2 separate regions of the Homo sapiens genome follow, and region 1 is linked to region 2. A link is a contact called in ENCODE Hi-C data. All regions are on one chromosome and are shown on one strand. The core of a region is the stretch at or near the end of the contact, and the rest is flanking DNA. Distances in the headings are between cores, read along the strand shown.

Evidence for each region. Hi-C counts contacts between places; a loop is a spot of excess contacts on that map. Pooled maps may share reads with other maps.
Region 1: a loop to region 2 is called in a map of B cell, with 8 times the contacts of the local background. The contact joins the promoter of KRIT1 here to the promoter of TP53TG1 in region 2. A Hi-C loop is called at or near these places in 2 of 168 maps with a recorded cell type or tissue (B cell and naive thymus-derived CD4-positive, alpha-beta T cell) and 6 of 50 pooled maps.

Annotation. Positions count from the first base shown.
Region 1 is chr7:92,243,871-92,249,088 of GRCh38, reverse strand. It overlaps KRIT1 (KRIT1 ankyrin repeat containing), which reads left to right and starts at 3,175. Exons shown (of 19, transcript NM_194454.3): 1 at 3,175-3,299; 2 at 3,918-4,187; 3 at 4,940-5,087. ANKIB1 (ankyrin repeat and IBR domain containing 1) reads right to left here and starts at 3,115. Exons shown (of 20, transcript NM_019004.2): 1 at 2,570-3,115. RefSeq lists a silencer at 2,680-3,069 and an enhancer at 3,000-3,294.
Region 2 is chr7:87,342,083-87,347,222 of GRCh38, reverse strand. TP53TG1 (TP53 target 1) reads left to right here and starts at 1,731. Exons shown (of 3, transcript NR_015381.1): 1 at 1,731-2,180. It overlaps CROT (carnitine O-octanoyltransferase), which reads right to left and starts at 1,559. Exons shown (of 18, transcript NM_021151.4): 1 at 1,456-1,559; 2 at 793-883. RefSeq lists a silencer at 1,534-1,743.

The DNA.
Region 1 (5,218 bases), core at 1,926-4,425, 4.9 Mb before region 2:
TGGCAAAACCTCGTCTCTACTAAAAATACAAAAATTAGCCGGGTGTGGTGGCGGGCACCTGTAGTCCCAGCTACTTGGGAGGCTGACGCAGGAGAATCGTTTGACCCCAGGAGGCGGAGGTTGTACTGAGCTAAGATCACACCACTGCACTCCAGCCTTGGCAAGAGAATGAGACTCCATCTCAAAAAAAAAAAAAAAAAGAAAGAAAAGAAAAAAGAAAAAAAGTATCTGGAAAAGAAAGAGGCAGTCTGAGGTTATCTGAAAAATAAACTGAGAATCCAAAAATTACCATTCCCCCTAAGGAAGTCACTTTGAAAAGTAAATTAAAAACCTAAACATTTTTAGATCAATGTATAAAAACTCCCACAGACTGGTCTCTTTAATAATGACTTAGTCCACTCCCAAATCCTTTTTGGCAAATGTGTCAAATATTTGAAGGAAATATTTTAAAACTTAATCTAAATAAATGTCATATGCATCCTCAATGGGGGAAAAATTACCCAAAGCACTGAGGAATCTTTTCCAACTTCATTTCAAGGACATTCAGATTAACTTAATTCATAGTTCTTCCATCTACTTATATATGAAAATGAGCTCGCACTTTTATCTACAAGCAAGTTGTAAATACACATATTTCACTTTCACAAGTTTGAGTGCATACCCCAGAAAAGAAAGAGGAAAGAAAACCCACTCTTTGAGAAGTGGGCAGTGCCACAGGAGTACAAAAGAGTGGCTAACAAAACTTCCCTCCCATGTTTCAGGAGTCACCTACCTGTTAGAGCCCTTGTTTACAGCACAGTTGGCACAGTTTCAGACTCCTTACATATTGAAAACTCAAAATTCTCGGTGTAGTGGTCAAGGGAACAGTGAAATAGGAAAATATAGTTCTATCTTCCCCATCCTACCCCAAGGAAAAGAGAATCAACAACATTTTTTCTAAGACTTCTCCAAGATAGCGCCCATCACCTCACTATAGCACCCTACTCTTATTCAGAAACTGAACAATTTTACAGAAAGCAAAAGCCACACCCTTAATAATACACTCAACTCTGCACAGTGCTTGGCTTCTGTGCTAAGTACATTTCCAGAGACAGAGTTGGAGCTACATCTCCTGAGCCTACTTCAAATTAAAATCTGTGAACAGTGAGAAGTTACAAATCAGATAATAGCCCAAAATCAACTGCTGAAAGGAGGTTGGGGGGAAAAGTCATTAAACACATCCATCTTTCTTAATGAAATGACAATGTTTTTCAGCAACACAAAACACCAAAGCTACCAGTCTACACTACACAGTAGTTTGCAGAATGACAACCTGCAGTACACAGTAAAATTATTCTTAAATTATCGTTTGCTTCCTATGGTGCTCTGAAAAGTAGCAAATGCATAAAGTCATATAAGAGCTATTGTCCAATCACTGACAGCATTAAAATTATTTTTAAATCTAATTTCTGGAAAGTTCTGCAGGAGCAGTTTGAAAAGCAAATCAAATTCTAATGAGAAAAAACGCCTAGTTCAAAAATCTGAAAATATACTTTGAAGACATTCACAGTTTAAGCAGCAGGAGGGTCATAGGCACCAAGGTGTGTAACATCTGTGAGTGGCTGATACAAAAAAAGATTTCTCTGGAATTAATGATTGAAAATAATTATCAAATACAATCTAATATGATCTTTAAACGTCTGTCTCAAAAGCAACAAAGCAAAAGCTTGTAACAAAGCAAAACCTTCCAATACACAGATTTTTACACCTTACACATACCCACATACTTCACAAATTAAGAACTAGATGAAAATTAGAACACTAAAATTTAAAGGTATCTAAAATACACTATTTGAAACAGCAGACTCTTATCTTTACATTTATCTGTCAGATCTACCAGTAAAGCTCTTCTGAAATGGTCATTCCAATACAAGATTGTTCGATATGCCATTCCGTGTGAATAGAGCTTGGGAGACTAATTCTCAAAATCTCCTCAGGAGATGCTTTATTACAGCTCTAGTTTCAATTTCCTGCGACTCAAACAGCTACGTACAGAAAAACAGCTCATACATACGGAGAAGAATAAGAATACAGGGGAGCGCTCCATTCTTTTGTTTTGGTGGCAGAAGCTGCAAAAATAAAGGTTCACTGGAGCCATCTGCACCTATCCCCACCCATCACAGCCCTGCAGAGCACTTTTACCCATCCGCTTCTCAAGACTCTCTCTAGCCCCCGAGGTCGGCAGAACCCGTGGCTTTCCACGTCTCAAAGGATGGGGGTGGGGGGGAGGCTGCGAGGAAGGACACAGATCCTTTGAGGACAGAGGGACAAGGAGATGCATCCAGATGGGGAGGATGGGACGCGTCACGGAGACCCGGAGGCTTGCAAATTCGCTGGGAGAAAAGCCCTGTAGGGCAGAGAATGCTGCCTGTTCAGGGATGGGGACAGACAGAACAACAATGCTCCAAAACAGGCGACAGACACACTCCTAGTAGATCCGGGAGGGTGTGAAGTAGGTAGCTCTGAACTCGGAGCCACAAATGGGTAGAGGCAGCCTCAAACACATCTGTACCGCGAAGCTGAGACTTACGGTTACTTCTCTCGCTGAGGGTAAGGGTCGGTGGACCCAGCAACTCCGCAGTTCCGCCTCCGCCGCCCCTGCCTCTACAGCCGAGCTGGTGACCTCAGGTACCCAGCCCGCCCCACCCACCCGGACGGTTGCCCCTTCCTCGCCGGCCCGGGTGCACCCGCCAGGCGGAGGCTGATGTGGCCGAGGGTGCGCACTGGCGGCCCGCGGGAAGCGCTGCGTGAGCCGAAGGCGCCCGCGGCGAGGCTCAGACTGGGTGGGCGCCCCCCATCCCTCTCCGGCCGCTGCGCCGCCTCACTCGGGGGAGGGGAAGAGGGGGCGGTGGCTCTTGCCTCCGCCTCGCGGTCAAGCCCGGCTCATGTTCCAGCCTTGCGCGCTCGCAGCCCCGGCCGCCCTCTTCCCCTCCCCCGCCTCCGGCTCCGGCTCCGGCTCAGCCGCTGGCACCCCCACCGCCACCACCCTAGTCTCCTAGTCGCCTGCCACCAGCCCCTGAGAGACTGCAGGTCCAGTGAAAAGGAGCAGGAACGGCAGCAGCCCGGCCGCCGACCCGGAAGCTCTTTCACCGCCAACCGCGAGGCTGCAAAGGGTGTGAACCCGGAAGCGATTTCATAGCCACGGTAACGGCGGGGTGGAAAGCTAAGGCCTTTGAAGACCTGGGACCCCGTAGTTTCGGGAGAGGGTGAGGGGTGAATGGTGCTGAGGTGCGAGGAGAGGGAAGGACAGTAAAGAGCAGGTGGGCAGGAGGGTCTCCGACTCCAGAGACCTGAGCTTTTGGGGCGCGGGTGGGAGCGCGGGGGAACCCTCAAGACGGCTTTCTTTTGGCGACTGAGGGTTTTTCTGCCACAGGAAGCTGGGCCGGGCTGCTGTGCCTGGGAGGAGGGAAGGAGGAATGAGAAAGCGGTGACGGTCCCTGCCCCCCCTCGCCAGGTGACTGTCCCACCCATTTAGTTGAATGTAGCGGCCAGAGAGGCACTCGCGGCAGCCCGTACGGGTGGGACCTCTCGGTGTCCTTCGGGAAACAGGAGGAGCAAGTTCGACTCCAGCGAGGGAAAACGGAGGTGGGAGACTGAACCATCTCCACATCTAGTTGCCCCAGGCAAGGAGTTTATTTTTCACATGTAGTTACAGAGAAACCATAGCCACTTTTTGGGTGGAAACTCTTTGAGCAAAGAGGCTTACGTTTTTCCCCAGTAGTGGACGTTGACGGGTGGTGGCGCAGGAAAAAACCTCCCAGGCAGAGTGATTACGTATTTTTGTCATTGCAGGGAAAGGGATTCACAGCTTGTCATTCTAACTCACTTCTCCCCCTGTAACTCACTTCTCGCCTCTACACTTTTCTCCACCTTTTAAGGTTTTTGGCTTTCATCGCTTTTTCTACATGTTTTTAGCCTCACCAGAAGTCTTTCATCTCGGTGGTCCAACTCAGGATCTCAGCCTCATTATTTTCTTACCCTTCTGGAGTGCATATGTGCCTTTACAGTTTCTGTTTGCAAACGCTGTCTAGCATACTAAGAGGATGTTAGCAAACCTGTTCCATGGACACTAAATGGCAGTTGTACATCTCCCCTCATCAGTCATAGTGACAACCAGAAATGCCCTCCATATTTTCCAGTGATCCCAGGTAGGTGCCACCCCCCTAATTAAGGACCACTTCCACTGCTTTATTTATAAGATCTTATTACTTAGGGAGCATATTATCATTTGTGCCTAACATTTTCCAGAATGGAGTGAGCCATATAACAAAATGCCACGTTTCCTGTACTTATTCACTTGAACCCTCATCTCAGACTCAGTCTAAACATATTGCAAACTCTAGTTATACCTTTCTTGTATTTTAGTTCAAGCTACTCATTTTCTATCAGTTTGTCTGTGTTTCTCCCTTAGCAGTTTTACCTTCCTATGTTAGTTACTTTTGTTATTTTCCTGTTAAGCCTTTGTTTCCTTCTTTCATGTCACTGGAAGAATGTAGATTTTAAGTAGTCAAGTACGAATAGTTCTTGAAAATGAATTTTAAGAATATTTTGGGGATATGGTAAAAAAGTATTTGGTTTAAGAAAACAAAATACTGTTACTGTCATAGTTATGTCTTTTTAAAATCACATTTGTTTACCTTTTAAAAGTTCAGGCTTCTGTGCAGTATTAATTAAATATTCTAGAGAAGTGATGAGTATTGACAAAGTACTTTGCTAGTAAATGTTTTCTTAACATGAGTTGACCAAGACAGGAATTGATTTGCTTTAAATTGTCTTTAGAAAAGTAAGAGTTACTTGATTTTTCTTTTAGGTCCTTAATAGATAAAATGGTTTCTGTAATTGTGCCCATATATCATACAGTGTATTCACAATACAATGTCTTTCTTTTTGGGGCTTGCAGTCTTCAATGCGTCTGTCTCATAATTTGTAAACGTTTATTATCTTGAAGTCATTGTTAATCTGTGGTGAAAAGTAATTGCTAAATAGAAATTCTGAGAAGAAAAAGGCCTCATCCTTTTCACATGATGTAGGAAGGTCTGTTGCATGAGGTGGGTTTTAAGAATGATTTTATACAAAAAATTGAACTGAAAAAAATTTCATGAAGTATATAATGATAAAGAATGATAACGTCCTCAAAACCTTTCACACAATGAAATGTCTCTATCCTAATGTGTCACTG
Region 2 (5,140 bases), core at 482-2,981:
TGATTGTGATATTCTCTACAGAACTGACCTTAAAATAGGGATATTATCGAATTGGAACTAATCTAATCACTTGAGTCCATAAGAGCAAAGAGCTTTCTCTGGCCAGTGGCAGACAAGTAAGACTGCTTTAATGCTTGAGAAGGATTTGTGGTGTCTTTGAAGATGCAGATGGCCTTAAAGAACTGAAAGAGGCTCAGGCTGACAAACAGTAAGGATATAGAAATGTCAGTGTGAATTCTACCAACAATCTGAAATAGCCTGGAGGTGGATTCTCCCCTAGAGCCTCCAGAAAAGAATCCAAATCTACAGAAACCTTGGTTTCGGTTTTGTGAAATTCTAAGCCAAGTACTCAGCTAAGCCCACCCAAACTTCACATTTACAGAAGCTATGAGATAATACATTTGTGTTGTTTTAATTGTTGCATTTGTGTAATTGGTTAAGGCAGCAATAGAAGACTAGTACACACATACAGAGAAGATAAGCTATTCTGTTTACCTCTGTGCCACTTAATAGACTCTAGAAAACTGGAAGCAAGAGTATTAGTTACATACCCACTATAGTGCTTAACCCACCAACCGGTACACATTAAAAATATAAATTATTGGATTCTTTCTTGAAGAGTTTTCTTGAATTCTCAACCACAAAGATTAAGTTAAATAAGATGGTTCCAATAGCACTAAGAAAATGATTATGCTAGATTTAATTAGAATTGACTTTCTGGGGGCAATTAGATATGAATTCACAGAAAGTGGAAAAGAACCACGAACAATACGTGAAGGAATTGTCACATACCAGTACACCAAGAAGATGAACTGCTTGAGACTGCCAGGAGCCTGCTGCAACAATTGTTTTGAGATCACAGGGAACTGGACTAAGTCGGTGACTGTGGGAAGAAAGAAACAAGCTTAACAAATATTTAAGAGGGAAAAAGAAATGAACAAGCTAGTGAAAGAAGGTGGAATGCAGACAAACTAGGAGTTGGGAGTTCCCAAGACAAACTTTTCGTGAATCACTGCAAACACACGCAAATAGTCCACCTGCTAGAGAGCAGGAGTAAATGATCATACAATTAAGTAGGTTTCAGACAAGTACACCTTCCATTAGACGGGTTCAAAGGGTAGAGGATACGTTTTCAGTGGCTGGGTAACAGGTTCGTCGCAGAGTGGCAAGGGGTAGAAGCAGGAGCAGAGGGCAATGAGAGCTCGGAGGCTCTTCCCACCAACCCAAGAGCAACTCTGCACTCAAGAGGCCATCAAGTGAGAGAAATCTAAGCACTACAACGGAGCAGCCCCGCGGCCCAACCTTGAGGGTACCCCTGAGACCCCAGCAGGCGAGATGCTTGATGACACTACTCCCCCACCAAATCCAGGCACCTTTGCGGTTCTGCACGACTTAACTTTCCCCCGCCCCCGAGTTGAAGGATTAGGGGAGGGAGGGAATGCTGCTTCAACGGACCTGTCCGTCCTCACCGCCCGCGCCTCGCCGCCTCTGCCGCAGCCTCAGCCTGCAGCAGCACCGGCTCGCTCCCCCTTGGGCCTCAAAGGTGCGGGAATTGGACTGAAGGCCGCTAGGGTCCCGCCCCGCATTCGCCGGGGAACAGGATTGGATAGAAAGCCGCGAGGGTCCCGCCCCTCACTTTCCGGGGAACGGGACTGGACGGACAGCTGCAAGGGTCCCGCCCCGTGCCTGACGTCGGGGGCGAGCCGGGCCTGCGCGGTAGTGGGACCCGACCCTGTCTCCAGTGGGCGTCTTGGGCCCCGGCTCTATTCTGGGCTGCGGGCCTGGGAAGGGCTCGCCGGGTGCCAAATGAGCTGTCCTAACTCTGCGGGGCTGCAGCTTCCTGCATGATGCTGGGGAGCTTGGCGCCTGACCCAGGATCTAGAAGGCACTCTGGGCAGGCCGCGCTCCGCCCACGAAGGTACCCAACCCTCTGGGATAGATGCAGGAAGCGATGGTTAAGACCCATTTTCACCCAACTTCTCGCCGCAGGTCTGGCTTACCACACGCTCCTCCCCATTCCCAGTGAGCCGCTTTTTGCAGCACCAGGCGAACACTTACACCAGTGCTTTGTAAAGGAATCTTATTGTCCACCCCGTGTCTTGGCAAAAGAACAGTGATCACACAGATTCCTACTTGGGCTCTTTCCTTTAATCTTCGGAGGCTGAGTTTGCCCAACTCAGGTATGCCGCAGCACACTACATCATCTCGGGTCTCCTTGCTCTTCTGCAGCTCTTCATTGCTACCCAAGTTATTTGAATACCCCAGGGATGCTTACCCCCGGGCCTATCTGATGTCTTTTACTGTTGTGCCAAGAAATGGAATCTTTAACCAGAGTGGAGCTACCCAAGTTCTAGAAGATCATAATGTGATTGACTTAGTTTCACAGATTAATTCATTTTGCTTTTACCTTCTGAAATAAAATATACTGTTTCATTTTTAATTTTAAATACACTGTTTCATTTTTTTGTGGAAGGAAAGACCAAATGTTTACACTGACTCTGAACTAGTTATCAAAGATAAAGATTTAGATTTCAAATTAACATGTCATGACAGGCCCCATTCCTTTGTCTGTCGTTTCTAACTCCTTTAGCAGTAAAGTTTGACCTGAAGGGAAGTGAGGCTATGTGTAACTGAATGTTCCCTTTGTGTAAATATTCATAAGTTTTCTACAGAAATATTGTGTTTGATTACAGTACAGCTTGCTGGAAGTGTTTCATAATATATGGCAGACGTACTATTCTAAGAAAAGTTCTGAATTTTGAAACATATCTAGCCAAAAAGATTTTAAATAAGGGATTAGGAATTTGTAGTTGTAATTTCTGAAGGTGTGATAAAGAACTTTTTCTTTCATATATAAGTGCGATGCTCTGGATGATGTTAAAGTTTGCTTACAAGATAAAGTTTTTAAATTGAGTAACTAAAAACTACTCAGAAACCTTCGTTGTATTTTTTTTCTCCTTTTTAGTGAGTCTTGGCATCTCTTTAAAAGTTTATGCATGTTTAATGCCTGTTGGTGCATAGAATTTAGAACCATTTCGCTTCACTCTTTTTCCTACTCTTGTTGTTTATTTCAATGGAAACAAGATGTTTCTGTAAAGATTCCTGAATTATCGGATAGACAAAAAGGTGTGGGAGTGAAAAAATGAATGGAACACAGATTTGAGTATGTAGAAAAAAATCTTTTAAAATATGTTATACTGATAAGCATATGTACCCCAAATCACCAAAAACAGGTATTTTAAAATATGTTTGGCTTCAAAATGTGTGATATATATTTTAATGAAAGATTCCAAATTATGTTGCATTCAGGTTAAACTTGAACGAGTTTGCATTTCTTAGAGTGGAGCGGGAGATATTGGCTGGTAAGGAAGATGTTTTAGGCACTTGAAGTATTTGTGATAGCAAGAAGTTGTTCCAAGATTAAAAATTGACTATGAGTCAAAGTAACTTTTTGGAGGAAAATTTGTAAGTAGTACAAGTGGTGATAATTTTTTAAGTTGCCATTAAAAAAATCTTTTATTTTTGTTCTTCTGTAGTTCTTACTCAGCATACCACAAATTGCAAAAGACTTTATAGATAAGTCTAGATAAATTTCACCATTAAAAAGTATTAAAATGCTAGACTAAGAAGTTCATGTTTCAATCTGCATAACTGGCTTCCTGCTAAGATTTGTGACTCTAATAAGTAAGGAGATATGGTAAATAGCCCTAATCTATGGGAGACCTGTAACCTCCTTTCATTCTGATGTATAAAATGAACATGTTGAAGAAATAATTTTGTGATGTTTCTTCTTTTTAATGGGGGGGCAGTAGAAATATGGTCATTTTGGGAAGCAGCCAACAGCAAATTAAAGTACACTGGACGCAAAGAGGGCAATGTAGCATTAAAAATGAACTCCACTGCCAACAGCAGATGAACAGTGTTTGATACAAAAGGTCTCTTTTTAGTACTAATCATTGATTTGGGGTTGCTTTTGATGATATTTACAGTACATGAAAAGTTGCCACCAAAATCTGAGGGGAAGAGTTAAGATAACTATGATGTTTTTGCATCTCAGAAAAAAATACCTTCTTACTAAACAAAATATAACATTTAAAAATTTTGTTAACATCTTTGTTGAAATATAATTTACATACCATAAAGTTCGGCCATTTAAAGTCCACAAATCAATGGTTTTACTATATTCACAGGGTTATGCAGTCACCATAAGCTAATTTTAGAACATTTGGTTCAAATATTTAAAAAGATTATTTTCTACATACTCAAATCTCTGTTCCACTCATTTTTTTCAGTCCCACAACTTTTTCTATATCCAAAAATCCAGGCATCTTTACAGGAACATTTTGTTTCCATTGAAATAAATAACAAGACTGGGAAAAGAGTGAAGCAAAGTGGCTCTAAATTCTGTGTTACCAACAGGCATTAAACATGATTCATCAACTGACTGATGAATGTATGAACCACTTTTTGTTTGTCCATTCATCAGTTCATGGACATTTGGGTTGTTTCTACCTTTTGTCTATTTAAATAATGGTACTATAAACATTTGTGTACAAGCTTTGTGTGAACAGGCTTTCAATTAGTATTTTAGGAGTGGAGTTGTGGGGTCGTATGTTAACTCTATGTTTAACATTTTCAAAAACCGTCAAACTGATTTCCAAAGGAACTGTACCGTTTTTACATATCTGCCAGCAATATGAGTTTCAATTTCTCTGTGCCTTTAGTTACAATAACAATATAACAGCCCTTGCTATTGTCTTTTAAAAAAAATACAGCCACTCTAATGAATGTGAAGTGGTGTCTTGTGGTTTTGATTTACATTTTTTTGTGAAGACTAAGAGTGTTGAGTATTTTTTCATGTGCTTATTGGCCATTTATATATCCTCTTTGGAGAAATGTTTATTAAGATCCTTTTCCCATTTTTTAATTAATGCACACATTTTAAAATTATATTAAAATTAGGCAATGGTCTGACCATAAAAAGGCTGCTTATGGAATACTGTTATGTTAAACTTCACTTACAGGATGCTAAATCCTTAGAACTGAGGTTTTCCCCAGAAAAAGATTAATGGAAACATCAGTTGCTTTTCAGACTTGATTCTGCTTCAAAAGATGATTTTACACAAATAATTTTAAAAAA